2 separate regions of the Mus musculus genome follow, and region 1 is linked to region 2. Evidence: chromatin contacts called from ENCODE POLR2A ChIA-PET data. All regions are on one chromosome and are shown on one strand. Each heading gives the region's core, a stretch centred on a gene start or an enhancer-like site at or near the end of the contact. The rest is flanking DNA. Distances are from core to core; before and after follow the strand shown. Region 1 holds the start of Fchsd2 (FCH and double SH3 domains 2). Region 2 holds the start of Atg16l2 (autophagy related 16-like 2 (S. cerevisiae)).

Evidence for each region. ChIA-PET counts read pairs that join two places held with the same protein, here RNA polymerase II (POLR2A).
Region 1: POLR2A ChIA-PET joins it to region 2 with 16 read pairs in Patski. The contact joins the promoter of Fchsd2 here to the promoter of Atg16l2 in region 2. POLR2A ChIA-PET finds 5 or more read pairs at or near these places in 4 of 5 experiments (Patski and embryonic stem cell).

The regions. Positions count from the first base shown.
Region 1 is chr7:101,107,492-101,110,191 of GRCm38, forward strand. It overlaps Fchsd2 (FCH and double SH3 domains 2), which reads left to right and starts at 1,284. Exons shown (of 20, transcript NM_001146010.1): 1 at 1,284-1,548. The coding sequence starts at 1,528.
Region 2 is chr7:101,300,660-101,303,359 of GRCm38, forward strand. It overlaps Atg16l2 (autophagy related 16-like 2 (S. cerevisiae)), which reads right to left and starts at 1,429. Exons shown (of 18, transcript NM_001111111.1): 1 at 1,242-1,429. The coding sequence starts at 1,368.

The sequences.
Region 1 (2,700 bases), core at 34-2,533, 190 kb before region 2:
CTTCAGAGGCTTCCTCCATGGCCCTTGCTGTCTCCCTATGGTTCTTAATCTCACCTAATCCTTTCCTCTGCCATGCTAGTGATGAACTCAGGGCCTCTCTGGCTGCTAGGCATGCGCCCTAACACCAAGCAAGATACCCCTCCTCACACTCAGCCCTTGGGATTCTAGGCATGCCATGTGACCTTGAGAATGGCTCCAATTCTCTGCGGACACCAGCCTTCCTATCTGTGATATGGGAGTGACCGATTCAAGAGATTTTCATTCTTTTCCTCAGTTGACTCCACGAGGTCTGGCTAAGTACTCTGGAATAGGGCATCCATTCCTTTGCCTGGCAATTTTAGGTTATTTCACCTGTCCTCCAATGGCATAGGTCTGGCACCTGCGGCTAGTTGTAAAAGGACTTGTTCATGCTAAATTTCTCAGTGCACGTTTAGCTGACTAGGAGGGAGGGTACGCTGAGGGACTGAGAGAAAGCAAAATCCCGAATCCTCTTAGGTACCTCCTTCCTTATTGCAAACAATCCCACTATGAGCCTAGCCCCCCTCGACTCCTGCCAAATTCCCACACAAACTGTGCAGCCGCAGATGCAGGCGGGAGGCGGGGGCGGCCTGTGCGCGTGCGTCGGAGCAGAGTCCTCTCCCTCCCACGTGCGCGCTCCCGGAGGAGTCGCGCGCCCCAGCGGGCTGGCGGGAAGGCGCGCGGGAAGCCCCCAGCTGCCTGCTCGGTGTGGGGGGAGGGAGGACGGGAAGCGTCCGGAACGTTCCATCGTCGGAGAGAACTGGGGTAGTTCTCGAGTCCCGTTCCCGTCCCCACCGTTCCCCTCGGCCGAACAATCCGTGAAGTTTCCCCCTTTCTCACACCGAGATCCGGAGCCCCGTGGCGCGGCCTGGCTAACCTCCCCCCCTCCACTCTGAAGCAGGCGGTGTGGCCGGGAGCGCATCCCCTCTGCAGCCGGAGCGGGGCGCTGTGGCGCGCGCCAGGGGCCGGAAATTCCCGCGGCCTGAGTGGTTGGCGGAGCTCTAACAGGGGAGCGTGGCGCCGCCTTCCTCCTTCCCGGGCCGGGCGGGGGCGTTGGGCACCGCGAGGGCCGGGCTGCCCGAGTGGGTGGGGGGCCGCCGCGTCAGCCAGCTGCAGCCGGGCCGCGGCAGGCGGCGAGCGCGGACGACGCGGCCGCTCCTCCTCAGCCGCCCGGCGAGCCGCGAGCCCCCCCCCCCCGGCGGCCCCCGCCCCCTGGCCGTCTCCGCCTCCTTCCCTCACACACCCCCCGGGCCGCCCGGGCCCCAGGCCTTCCCGGCGCTCCTCCTTCTCTCCACACTCGCTGCGACCCGGCTGCTCCTGCCGCTCGCCTGCCTCGCAGCCTCCGGGCCGATTCCTCTTCCTTCTCCTTCCCAGGCTCTCCTTTCACACACACACAAGCGCGCGCCCTGGCTTGCTGGGCCGCCCCATTTTCTCCAACCCTCCTCACCCTCACAGTCCTTTAAACGCCGCCGTCAGGGGTGGGCGGAGGATTGATGTCCCTTCAGCATCATGCAGCCGCCGCCGAGGAAGGTAAGGGCGCAGCTGGCGGGGGGCTTTGGAGATTTGGGGGGTGGCGGTGCGTACAAAGAACGCGGCTGGGGCGACCGCTGCGCCCCCTCCCCCTTCCCGCAAGGGACCGTGACCACTCTAGCTTCTTGGCTTGTCAGAGTTGCCGCCCGCCCCAAGCAGGGGGTCGCGTGTACGGGGTGTCTTTCTGACGGAGGGGCGGCCAGTGCTCCTCAGTACTAGGGAGGACACCTCCCTCCCCCCGAGACACTCGCTGGAGTTTTTTTTTTTTTTTTTTTTCTTTCGGGCATGCATGTGTGTGTCTGTCTGCATGGCAGTGCTGCCCAGAGCAAAGTGCATTCTCAGAGCTGTATGGGGGAGAGGCGGGGGAGCCCCTGCAGATTTGCAGAGCCTTGTGCGTGACGGATTGTTTAGTCTGCGCCAGGTTCGAGCCCTCCAGTCGCTTGTCGACACTCCACCCATTGGCAAATTCGCGGGGGGATTTGTTTCAAGTCTCGCCTCAAGATTTGGCCTTTTTTTCCCCCCACGGGGCTGCGGAAAAGAAGTTGGAACGGTCTCCGCCCTCCCACCCCAAGGGAAAGCAAATTAAGGATTGACGGGTCCTGCTTAACCCCCACCCCCCATCCCTTTTGCCCCGCCTCGGGCTAGGGGGCCAGGAAAACAGCAGAGCTTCCAGTACGAAATCCAGAACCTGGCGTTGCATGGTTTGAGCACTACGGTTGGGGTTTGGATGGCCTGGGTGGCAGTGACGGTGCTCTGGGGCTGCCAGCAACTCGGCTGCTCCCTTCTACACCTTTCCGCACTGCCAAGGCTGTGTCCTTGCCTTTTTAAATCTTTCAGATGGATACTAGGTATCTACTCTGAGCAGTGGGTAGAGACAGTTACATCCTTCCCTTGTGGGCAAACATTTGCCTTATGAGTAACTCATCATCTATGCTTCCCTTTCTTTTCTCTTCTTAATCTGATTTTTTTGCCCAGTTACTGATCCTCCCCCTTTCCCCCTGCACGTGTACCCCACCTCTCCATGTAGCTTTGCTCTGGTGGTCGGGATTCCACCACGATCACACACCAATTGAAATCCCAGGGTCCGGCCTGGCGAGGATGGCTCCAGCCAGCTGGCTTTGGCGGTTCTCTCTGTTTGAAGTGGGCTGCCAC
Region 2 (2,700 bases), core at 179-2,678:
CCCCAGGTCAATATTGAAAGCCCTTGAGCAATTATCGAACAAATCTTCCCAAGATAGGTGGTTAGACCTTGGACCCCCTCACCCACATTCCTTCCAGCTGTTTTGTTTTGTTTTGTTTTGTTTTGTTTTGTTTTGTTTTGTTTTAAACCAATTCCAGGCAGACTGAGGCTGCTAACCTCAGGCCAGATCCTCACCTCCCTTCCTTCTCTGTCTGAGGTTCCTGGACCCTGACAAATTCTCAAAACTACCTGAGACCACAAGGCATTGCAAGCACCCCTACCCCGGCATACAAGGTCACAATGTGCCTCATTTGCAAGTAAGAAATCTGAGGTAAAGGACTTGAATTACCCCAAACCACAGACCTGGGTCTCTAGGTTCCCAGTCTTGCAGTTCTCCTGGGTGGTCCCTCCCTTAAACCGATAGTCCCACTGCCCATCAGAGCAGTTGGAGAAGTGGGGTTGTCTGGAGGTAGAGGTATCCAACCCCAAGAGAGGGCCAGCCCTCACAAAGTTCCAAGGAAAACAAATTTGATTGCGTGGGTGCATCAAAATTAGCACCAAGTGAGGAAGAAGTAGGGAGTATGGTTAGACTTTCAGCCTCAAACACACAATCACAGTCCACCAAAAGGCAGTAAATACAGATGCACTCCAGTGTTCCTCGGATGGAGTGCACACATCTCCTCCTCCTAGCCAAAGTGCCCAGAAATAACCACATGAGAATTTAACTTCCGCCGCGCGACAAACAACCTAAAGGAACCCGGAGCCCCATTCGAGCTACGATCCGCTAGGCACTGAGGTACTCCACGAACGTACGCCAGTATAACCTATCCGTACCAGAACCTACCAGAGACTTTCGCTCCTTCCTTTCAGCTACCGTGGCTGTTCTGGCCACGCCTGCCTTCTTTAACTGGGCTCTGGGACCAAATGGACTGACCAGGCCTTGCCCTAGGGACGGCCTGAAAGAAGGACTCGACAAAACCATCACTGAGACAGAGCTTGTGTCTAGGATGCTCAAGGGAGGCAGAGCTGAGTCTTTGGGGCTAAGCAGCACCAGAGCTGGAAACAGCAGGCAAGCCAATGCGGAGAGGGGCGTAACAGGTTCCAAGACGCAAAGCCCTCGGGAACCGTGACGGCGCCGCTGCCCTGAGTCACAAGTCGAGTGGCGGGACAAGCCCTCTCCCCGAGCGGGGAGTCCCACCTCCTCAAAGCCAGTCATCCCCGAGCCCCCAGGGACGCACTCACAAGCCGGCACTAGCTCCAGGAAGAGCGCCTTTTGCGTGCGGTCCCGATGCCGCAGCTGCCGCACGATGTGGCGCTTCCAGACAGCGGCGGGCGCGCAGGGATCGCAGGGGGCGCCAGGTCCTGCCATGGCCGCCGAGTCCCTAGCGGCCGCGCAAAGCTCCAGCCCGAGCAGGGGGGCGGAGCCTCCCGGGGACTCCATGACGTCAGGGCGGCAGCAGCGGGGAATCCCCGGGCTGTACCAAGCGCTTTTGTCGGGGAGATCTGGACACCTCAAAGCAGGTGCTGCTGCGGCCCAGCAAAAACCCTCAGTCCCAGAGGTGTGCGTTTCTGTCCCGGAGTAAGCAGCAGGGATTGAAGCCTCCCTGTCGCCTGTGGGCGCGTCCAGGGCGGGGCCTCAAGGTCGCCTTCCTTAACCTCTTGGTGCCTGGACCAGTGTCAGAAGCTGAGGATGCAGAACTCACTAAGTTACCCCGGAAGGGGAGACCCTACCACCAGGGGCTGTACAGAGACAAGCACCAGGCACAAGCAGTCTAAGAGAGAAGACTGCCTGAAGGAGCCCCACTGTCACCTACAAGGTGACAGTTGAGTGGGGGTTTATGAAGGACCAACTAAGACCGTTACCCAGAGGGAGCGGAGACAAAAGGACTCTTAAGCTCTGGAAAGAACAAGTAGACATGGTCTGATGACATGAAAATTTCCAATGCAGGCGGGCGTTGGGAGTAGCTCAGCGATAGGGTTTTTGCTAACCCTGCGCGGGGGCCTAGATTCAAGGTCCAGCGCTTCAGAGTTGTTAGGACAGGACGCAGAACTGTCCGTGGGAGGAGCAAGATTTAGAGGTCCAGTTGGTAGCAAAATTTAGGGCTCTAAGAAAAGACTCCGTTTATCTGGAAAACCCCAGGCTCAGAGGAGAGAAGAGGCTTCCTCGTTTGCAGCTGTGTGTAGTAGGGAGCTGAGCTAGCCAGCAACCCAGAGTTCTAACTCAGGGCCTATCTGCTGCCTCTCTTGGACAGCACAGACATCTCTTGTGGGTACATTTGACAGTGAATCTGGGCTCACGGGGAATTGTAATGAAATTGTCTCTAGCAAAGAATTCTGCAGATACAGGCTGTGGTAAAGAATGACAGGAGAGGGCTGGTGAGATGGCTCAGTGGGTAAGAGCACCCGACTGCTTTTCTGAAGATCCGAAGTTCAAATCCCAGCAACCACATGGTGGCTCACAACCACCCGTAATGAGATCTGACTCCCTCTTCTGGAGTGTCTGAAGACAGCTACAGTGTACTTACATATAATAAATAAATAAATCTTTAAAAAAAAAAAAAAAGAATGACAGGAGAGACTCAGTGGGCCTAGCCTTACAATATGACATACTGAGGAAGGTTCAGCTTCAAGCCCTGTTTTTAGCTAGGGAAGGCAGACCTGGTTATCCCTAAGAAATAAACCGATGGGAGGGAAAAGGCAA